Regions from separate parts of the Homo sapiens genome. Here region 2 is linked to region 1. A link is a loop called in an ENCODE intact Hi-C map of the cell type or tissue named here. Cell type or tissue: heart right ventricle. All regions are shown on one strand.

Evidence for each region. A loop is a pair of places that touch in the nucleus more often than their neighbours do. Peaks named below come from ENCODE experiments on the same cell type or tissue, not always from the same donor. Only the 100,000 strongest peaks of a DNase experiment are listed, where the experiment ranks them.
Region 2: it touches region 1 in a loop (2.3-fold over the local background); 3 of 110 quality-filtered maps call a loop at or near these places.

The regions. Positions count from the first base shown.
Region 1 is chr11:35,312,520-35,317,519 of GRCh38, forward strand. SLC1A2 (solute carrier family 1 member 2) reads right to left here. Exons shown (of 11, transcript NM_004171.4): 2 at 4,858-4,997; 3 at 2,504-2,656. Among named protein-coding and RNA genes, the nearest start is that of SLC1A2-AS1, 33 kb to the left of the region's middle. In heart right ventricle, no CTCF peak of the experiment used is centred here; no DNase peak of the experiment used is centred here.
Region 2 is chr11:35,190,040-35,195,039 of GRCh38, forward strand. It overlaps CD44 (CD44 molecule (IN blood group)), which reads left to right. Exons shown (of 18, transcript NM_000610.4): 5 at 1-26. Among named protein-coding and RNA genes, the nearest start is that of CD44-AS1, 22 kb to the right of the region's middle. In heart right ventricle, no CTCF peak of the experiment used is centred here; a DNase peak (open chromatin) is centred at 2,501; H3K27ac peaks cover 2,832 bases.

The sequences.
Region 1 (5,000 bases):
TGACGTTAGCTTCATATTACTCAAATGTGTTAATGGTTGATTAAATCTCCTACTGTAGTCTTCCCTCAATATCCATGAGAGGGTTGGTTCTGGGACTCCCAACAGATACCAAAATCTGAGAGTGCCCAAGTTTCTTCTGTAAAATGGTGTAGTATTTGTATATAACCTATGCACATCCTCCTGTCTACTTTAAACCACCTCTAAATTATTTACAATACCTAATACAATGTAAATGCTATGTACATAACTGTTATACTATATTTTTAACTTGCATTATTTTGTATTTTTTATTAGTTTTTTTTCTCAAATATTTTCAATCTGCACATGTGGGACTCACAGATATGCAGGGCCGACTGTATTGAATATTTGATCAATCCCATAGTTTATCATTCTATTATCCAGGGAGATTTTCAAGATTTTACAGAACTGGGAGAGTTGGAGATCCTCCTGTTTAGAGTTTACAAATGGTCTGTAACAAATTTTTTGTCAGTCTGCAATAATGAGTTAAAATAAAGTTGAAGACATCCCATTTTTAATTCTGAGATTATTCCTTTCCACTTTTTATTTTTTTTGGTCTTAACATCTCCTTTGTTTTATGAAGCGATGCTGCTGGTACATGCTAGTTTTTAACTTGTTTATTTATTTATGTTTTAATGTCCTCACTTGGAAGACTAAAAAGCTAGTAGTTCTGTGCCACACTCAAAATGTCTTTTGAATATATTACTGGTAACTGACATGGAGAGTCTGAGAATAACGATTTTGCCCAGTCCTCTCATTTCTCTGAGGTGAAGCATGAAGATCCACATTCCCAGCCTCATGCAGGGATTAGGGAACACCCCGTGAAGCACCCTGCCAATGGTGGGCACTTCATCTATACCTAGGGAGGTTAGAGGAAATTCCAAGCAAATTCACAAAAACTCCAGCCCCACTGGGTTTTTTTCCAGTTGTTTCTTGAATGTGTTCACTTCCTGGTTTCAGTTCCTGCTTTTACCAGAAAGAGAGATTGAACCCCTTTTTGGGTGTTAGTCCTTTTTGCTATGGGGGAAGAAGTTAGTGATGTGAGCTGCTCTAAATTAAGCTGACCTACGTGTGACCTACTTCTCTTTACAACCTAGTCTAATTCTAGCCGACGGGAGCTAGGTTTCCCCACCAAGTTGGCCAACGTATGACCTGTTAACAGGTGCAGAGAACATTTTCTCTGGTTTATAGAGGAGCACTGATGGTAAATGCACCCTTTCACTCAATCTAGCGCTGAATGATAAGGTCCCACTTAGCCCCTAAGTGCCTGATCCTGAGTTCCAGCATTTCAGGTACTGGGGTCACTGGTCAACCAGCTGAAGCCTCAACCCAGCTCAGCCCCTGAATCTCCTGGAGTTACCAGAGCCTCACTCACTTCTTTCATGAGGTGGCCAGTCCAGGGGAACAACTTCTCCAGATCACTTAGCTGGCTGGTACCCAAATATGGACCAAAGCTCAGCTTCCTGCCCTTAACTCAGAGTTTAGTCTCCAAAGGGCATCAATTTATACCCTGTTTGAGCAATATTATTTGGTAAGGAGGAAAATACCAGTATAAGCCCACAGAGGAAGAACAAATTCTTTCAAATAAAGTAATTAATTATTTTAGTCAAAGATAATTGATGCTGGGACTCAGGATATACACCTGTTAACAAATCATACATTGGCCAACTTGGTGGTAGTGAAAAATAAGTGAACATGATGCCACATATTAGGAGTAACTTTGTTCTGAAAAACTCAGAGGGCTTTCATACCTAGCATTTCATTTATTTTTAATGCCAATCTCCCTCAATTCCCAATTAAAATAGTAGATAATTTCCTTTTCCATCTATTACCTTTATCAGTATCTGAACAAAATATAATTTAGAAAGGGGAGAAAAGTAGACATTAAAAATTAAGGCCAGGTGCAGTGGCTCATGCCTGTAAACCCAGCACTTTGGGAGGCTGAGGCGGGTGGATCATGAGGTCAGGAGTTCGAGACCAGCTTGGCCAATATGGTGAAACCCTGTCTCTACTAAAAATACAAAAATTAGCCAGGCATGATGGCACATGCCTGTAGTCCCAGCTACTCAGGAGGCTGAGGCAGGAGAATCGCTTGAACCCACGAGGCACAGGTTGCAGTGAGCTGAGATTGCACCACCGCACTCCAGCATGGGCAACAGAGGGAGACTCCATCTCAAAAAAAAAAAAAATTTAAAACCACTAGAGGTATCATCACTTGTAACATGTGGCTGTGTTTCCTTTTCTTTTCTTTTTTTTTTTTTCTTTTTTTTGCTGGAGAGAAAGACAAATAGACTGACTAATCGATGGCAAGCTTTTATTTCTTTAGGGTTGATTATCCTCATTTCAGAGACGGGAAAACCAAAGCTCTGAAATGAAATGACATAGACGATCACATTCACTCAACCAAATTGAGATTCTACAGTTAATTAAAAGCCAGGGCAGGAGTATGACCCATGTTAGCCAGGCACTAGTGAGGTAGTCTTACCTGTGATTAAGCTGGAGATGATTAGAGGGAGAATGAGCATTTTTAGCATCCTCATGAGTATATCCCCTGGGAAGGCTATTAACATAACCACATCAGGGTGGATGGGAGATGCCAAGCGAAGAAGCCCTCCACACACTGCTCCCAGGATGACACCTAAAAGGAAGGGGAAAACAATATGAATTTATTTTTTGCCTTCGTCAAATGACTTACTCTAGACACTTATTTCAGCAACATTGACCTTTCTCATGCTTCTGCAGTATTAAATGATGAACAATGTGTAACAAAAACAACATTAGATAAGTGAAGCTGATTTTGATGACTAGCAAGAGAACTTTCTATACCTCCAACTATTCTTAAAAAGTCAGCACCCAAAGAGTCAAGGAGAACTCAAGGCTTTATGAAAGTGCACACTGGCAACTTGACTCCAACTTATTTGAGGCTATTTGTCTACTTGGAGCCAGAAATTGTTTATAGAAATAAACTATAAGGGGCTGGGCACAGTGGCTTGTGCCTATAATCCCAGCACTTTGGGAGGCCGAGGCGAGTGGGTCACCTGAGGTCAGGAGTTCGAGACCAGCCTGGCCAAAATAGTGAAACACCATCTCTACTAAAAATACAAAAATTTAGCTGGGTGTGGTGGCGGAAACCTGTAATCCCAGCTACTTGGGAGACTGAGGCAGGAGAATTGCTTGAACCCAGGAGGCAGAGGTTGCAGTGAGCTGAGATGGTGCCATTGCACTCCAGTGTGAGCAACAGGAGTGAGACTCCATCTCAAAAAAAAAAAAAAAAGAAAGAAAGAAAGAAAGAAAAAGAAAAAAGAAAGAAAGAACCCACAAGGACAGATATTGCCTCCTTGCCCAGCTCAAGCTTGGCCACATGGCATGGCATTTAATGTGTGTCTTCTCATTGTAACTGGAGGCAAGATAAAATGAACATTTAATTGACCAAGCTAGTGTGAATTCTATTTTTTTCTTCCCATCTATTTTCTTTGGCTTCCAATAATTTCCTCATGGCTCACTCTCAAGGCTTGTCCTTGACTTCTATGTCCTTTTACATAGCTTTTAGATTGCTGATCTTATGGGAGCTCAAGAATGGACTCTAAGATATATAATTTTGGAGGAAACAATTTAGGCAGAGATGCTGGCAGGGATCTTTCACTTTACAGACTCAAAGTTCCCAGAAGAAAAATTTTATATCTCTGCAAATGGGTGGCCAACATGAATGACCCTTTCAGAAACCACAAGTTGGGTCATAGTACCACTGGCCATAAGGGAGGGATGGAGTTCCAGGAATGCAGGCTACAGTGTTAATTCCACAGATGAGGAAGGAGTAATGTGGCTGAAAGCCTGATTTTTTTTCTTCTGCAGGTAAAAATCCCACTCTCCAACTTCTTCAAGTCCTGTGATGAATTAGATGTGGTTACATGGCGGGTAACCTTTGGAAAACCTAACCATGCCTGTGGTTTCTTATTAAGTGAACTTAGCTGTGGCGAGCTCCCAGTCCTGATCCTGGGCCACTGGCAACCAAGGCATCTGTCTCAAAGGAAAGGCCATGGAATGGAGGGGTTCAGGTAGGTGTGTGCAGGTGGGTGGGTGGGAAGGACAAGTTGTTCACTGCTTCTCTGTGAAACCTAAGTGAGAGCTGCAGAACAAGGGAGGGATTGAGAAAGGAAATGGTGTGGTTGTCATTACAAGAAACTGTATATTGCCCCATTTTCAATAAACCCTCACGGGAATCTTAAGACCAAGATTGTATCAATAGCCTGAGAACAACCATCGCCTGGGTGAGGCCTGAAGCAGAGGAGGAAGAGGACTTGCAAGATGGAGCTGGAGCAGATCAAGGCATTGGGGCAAACATCTTCCACACTGACCTCATTAGCTAATGTGCCCAAATTACCTAAATTAATGATGTGTCTGAAGAAGCTCAGACCTTGGGAGCCATTTTAGTGGGGTTTTGTGCAATACTTGTGCTTATCTTGATGCAGGCGGTTCTCTAAATGTGGTCCATGGACCAATGCTTTGGAACCACCTAGGTTTGCTAATATGTAGATTGCAGGACCTCATTTCAGGTGGCCCAAAGCAAAGTCTCCATAAGTATAGGAATCCACATGCCAACACTCTCACAAGATATTTATTTGCAAAAAATTTAAGAACTACTAGAATCCAAAGGAGAATGAATGGCTAGAGGAGGTAAGGAGGAAAATTATATCACTGAAGCCTGGGCAGACAGGGCCCTAGGCAAACCACGTGGCTTCCTTTCTGGTGGAAGGGCTGGCTGCTGAGACCAGCTGCCCCACAGAGCCAGGAGAGTCCCAGAGAAGAGGGGGCTGGGGGTGGGGTAGTGCAGGTACCTACCAAACACCGTCAGGGTGAGCAGCAGATTCTTCCCCAGCTTGTCACACAGGCGCAGGCCCAGGTGCCGGTGCTTGGGTTCCTCTGAGCCAAGATGACTGTCGTGCATTCGCACTTCCACCTGCTTGGGCATATTGTTGGCACTG
Region 2 (5,000 bases), 120 kb before region 1:
CAGCACAGACAGAATCCCTGCTACCAGTAAGGAGAATAAATCACTGTGCTTCCCAATAGCAATTCCCTGGCAAAATGTCTCTGACCTTCCTGAGCATTGCACACTCACGTGCTGATTTTCTCGTCTCTAGACAGCTGGAAGCTGGTGATGCCATTCAGGGAGGTGGGCTCTTGTGGTTGTCAGTAAACTGCCTGCATTGACTACTACTGCCTACCTTTTTTCCTCATCTATAACTGTTTTTCTTACCTTAGCATAAGAAGTGCCATATTGGAAGTTTTATTTTGGGGAGAGCCCTCCTTATTCTCTTATCCCCAGGTATACAGTAACAATTCAAGCCTGATATGAAAACTGTTTTCATTTTTTCATGTTTCCTTCTTGTTCTTATCCACCTATGGATAAGATTGTTTTCATAAAGTTGGGATCATAGAGTTTGCATACCACTCCACTAGCACCTTTTAAAAAACCCACTTATGCCTGAGGTTGCAATTTTTTGAATTTTTGCAATCAGACCTTGGTGATGACAATGAGCAGTAGGATATAAATAACTCCCACATGCTTAGCTTTCCAATAATGGAACAGTAGGCATACGTGGGTCAACTGTGGCTTTTTATGTTTTAACTTGATTTACATTCATACTATTGATAGTGTAATATTCAGTGATTTTCACCAACGATAATTTACTCAACAATTCCTTTGTTTTTAGTCCAAGGAAGCATATCTGGAAGAGTTTTCTGGTGAAATTAAATCAGCTTAAGAGCTCTATAATCCAGCCTGTTGGGGAATGTTCTCAATACTTACTTGGTGTGTGGGGGTAATTCATTACTTAGGGTTGCAAGAGTGGAAGTATGTAAACATTGCGTTCCATTCCTTTGGAGTTTGCCCCTCGCGCTTCAGCTCCACTGGAAAGTGTTTACATCTCTCTTGTCTCCTGTTTCCCTCTTTGCTTTTCTTCTATGGTTTGTTTTGAAATGGGCTCCCAGATGGGCCATGTTCCTCCTGTGGAGGATTAATCAAACTCAAATAGGGCATCTGCCTCTGGAGCGGTTTTCCTAGTATGGTGTGGATGTTCTCTTTTCCTGGCTATAGCTCCTGAGGGGTGAAACTTGGGCCTCCAAAGAGTGTGGCAGAAATGCGCTGGCTTGTGAATACTCAAGACAGGGCCCTTCTCTATTCCTTGTCACCCAGAAGCCAGGGAAACCCCCACAGTACTGTGATTTCATTTAAGGTCACTTGCGCAATAGTGTTTTAAATTTCTGTCAGTCTCTGGCTGAGGGCATGATACAAATAGGCTTGGGGTTCCCATCACTCCCTGCACATTCTTTGAAGCTTTTTAAAAAGCAGAGTTTTCAAGCTGCCCATACTTTCTTGGGTTATTGGCCCTCTTGAGTTTGCATCGGCTTATTGTTGGTAGTCCCGTGGGCAACCCTTCTTGAGAGAGGCTTCTGCAAACCAAGCGGGCCGTGCTGCTAGCTACTCACTGCTTCTTGGGTTCCCTGTCTTTTTAAAGTAACCATGTCGAAGGTGCTTATCATTATGGTAGGCAATTTTGTCGGATGTTAGCGAACACAATAATTAGTGGTCTCAGCAGGAAGGAGAATAGGTCTACCCTAAAGTACCACTTCCCACCAAAGAAGAAAATCCTGATAAAACATAACTTGGGACTATATGTAGTTAACATTCAAACCACTAATAGCCTATATAAAATAGTATTTCATGTGTGTTTTAAAAACACACATTTCATTAACCCCTATAGAATATCTCTTAAGAACTGTATCTTCCCTTCCTAAGTTAGTCAGCAAACGTATTTTGAGAACCTACTACGTACCAGGCCTATTAGAATGCTTGGGATCGAAGGATAAACATAGTTAGGAAGTAATATTGAAGAGAGGCAAGGATTACTGAGATATTTATTCATTCAATCAATATCTGAGGTCTTCTGTATGCCAGACACTGCTCTAGGATGCTAGGAATTCAGAGTTGGACTTACCTTCATGGAGACTACATATTATTGGTTTAGAAATCAGGGAAAAGGAGTGTTTATGAGATTTAACTAAAACATAGTTCAGGATTTGAGCTGAGAAATGAATTGTGCCTTTCTCCTCCCAGATAAATTAGTTAAGTTTCCTTCAGCAGCTAAAAAAGAAAGAGACTAATGAGTCTACCAAATGAGTCCAGGGCTAACCTGAGAGTCACTGAAGTACTATAGGACCCAATGGGACCAGTAGCAGCTCCAAGTGGATCACTTCATGCAAAGAAACATACCAAGGCAAACAACCTGGTGGAAACTTGAACGTAGCATAATGGCATGCCAGGAAAAGTCAGCACTGTTAGGTTCCTGAGTAGAATCGTATTTCTAAAGTCCAGTGAGGAGATTTGCAAAACCTTATCACTGTTGGACTGAGAGCTGGGACAGAGTGACAGGGAGTGATTGCAAAGCCTCCCTCATGCATTGCAGGAGGGCAGGGGTCAAGAGGAGTGCTGGCTGAGAGCACAGAAGAAGCGGTCTTTGGCTCGGCTGGCTCATTCCTTCCTGAAGGGCCTGTAGTGGGTGGCAATAGGGACAGCTAGTAAGAATAACCATCTGGGTAGCTTTAGGCTTCCAGCAGGCTGTTTATCTTGAGTGTCATCAGCCTCTTCCTATTGGTGACCTGGAACTCTCTGGGATCAAGAAACCTAAACTAATTCAGGAAGCAGACTCCTGCCTTGGAACACTGTATTTCCTTGTCTTCTGGGTGTCAAAGGAATTCTTTCTTTTTTTTTTTTTTTTTTTTCAGATCTGGTATGGCCTATTTGGGTGGGGAAAATTAGAAATTCTGCTGGCTAGGCAGTAGCTTTTTCCATTTTTCCCCCTCATACCACTCCTTTCAGGAAGACAAAAATAACGCCTATTTCTATCTTGTTCTTGTAGGTTTGTTTCCTCTGGTACTATTTTTTCCTGTTGTACTATTGGGTGAGGGTGGTGGGAATTATGCATCTTTAATAAAGTTTCTGAGGTGAGAATGTGGTGTCTGTGGATTTTCCCGGGGATGCTCAGGTTTGTCTGGAGGCTTCATGGGTAAAATTGGCTCCTATTTCTCTACTCTCTGTTCTGAACTAATGTGTCCTTTGCAGCAGGGGTGTCCAGTCTTTTGGCTTCCCTGGGCCACATTGGAAGAAGAATTGTCCTGGGCCACACATAAAATACACTAACACTAGCCATAGCTGATGGGATAACAACAACAAAAAAAGCTTATAATGTTTTAAGAAAGTTTATGAATTTTTGTTGGGCCACATTCAAAGCCATCCTGCATCACAGGTGGCCCACAGGCTACGGGTTGGACAAGCTTGATTTAGAGGACAGAACATACTGTGCCAGCTGTTGGCATTTTATATAGATAGAGTCAAAGTTTTTAACCTAGGGTTCATGGACCTTCAGTAGGTTCAATGGTAGACCATAAGGCATTCTAGAACTATCTGAAATAATATGCAAAATTTTGAGTGTGTATATGTAGCATCACTTTTTTGAGGAAGGAGGACATAACGTAGATTTTCAAAGGGATATATAATTTAAAGTGGCTTTTTAAAATCTCAGCTGGCTTAAATTAGATATTTATCCTGATGGTTTTTGCCATTCCATTTCAATAAGAAAACATGCTGGACTCAAGTCAAACTTGAGAGTCGAATGAGAGATTTTAAATTGCAAAATGTTACTGATGATATTTTCTCTAATTTGAGAAAAGTCTGGAATTTCTCTAACTTTGGCAACTCTAGTTTTTGGTAGAAACACATATTGAATTAGAATAAAAAGTGACAGAAATGATAGATGGATACCTGAGGAAGTTTTATCTGATTTCGACACTTTGAACACATTTTCTTTGCAAAGTTCCTGCTCAAGTATGAAGTTTGACCTGAGGCTGATGCGTGTGGGCGGAGCTTTGAAATGCCAGTTGTCATCACAAACTACCTGGGTACAATGCTAGACAGATGTGAAAAATACACACTAGCAACCCAAAGATAATCCAAAGATAAATGCATGAAAGCAGTCGTTTGAAATGCTGCTTCGAAAACCTCCAGCTCATGGCTCAGTCGCCCAATCAAGTAAATAGAAAATCTCTTTCCTTCACAGGTTATTAAATTGCTGCTTGATTTTGCTTTGATCATGAATTCAGGGGATTCAGTTTGAAGAATGAGTAGCATGAAATTTATACCCATGAGGAATTTGCATTTCTGATGTTGTCCTAAGATTGTGGGAGACATTAGGAGTCTGGAAAGATAAAACCAGGCCTAGATTTTCTTTTCTAATTATCATTCAATAATAGATACAGACATCATATATAGGCAGAACTGAAAGTAAAGATTTGTAGAGGGAATATCACTAAGTGATACTTTCATAATTGATCCAGTTACTTCAACTGTGCACTCAAACAGCCACGCAACAGCTCAGGAGCAAAATAACTAGATATGGTCCTGGTTTGGTAATTCACAGCCTAAGACTCAGGATCTCACAACAACAGCAACGACAGGTAAACTGCTTTGTCTTTTGCTTATCAGCTCTCCTGGATGTCAGACCTTTTAGTGTTAGGGGAGAGGACGTCCATTATCACGTCAAATCTCCTTCATCATTCTTAGTGAGAATAGGGTCTTGTACCACTTCATATATCAGAAAGGCCTGTGGATCTGGGGATATGATTGATATTCTTAAATGTCCTGTATGTTTTCCTTTTGGCAATGTGTATATAGAATCAGAATGATTTTTCCATCAGAGGAAGGAAAAACTATGAATCAATAGTTTTGAATGAATGAATGAAATTATGAAAAACTACAAATGAATGAATTGACTGTGTGATTCAATGAGAAAATGTCCTTTAGAAAGAAGTCTGCCGGAAAGTGCAGGCTTCTCCTTTCTGCTGATCTGATTCTCACAGCCAGTAATAAGAGAAGGAAATGCAGATTTCTCTCATCAAAGTGTAGGCCCTGAACCCTTCTTTGGACACTTAAAATCTCAACTGTAAAGTGTAGGA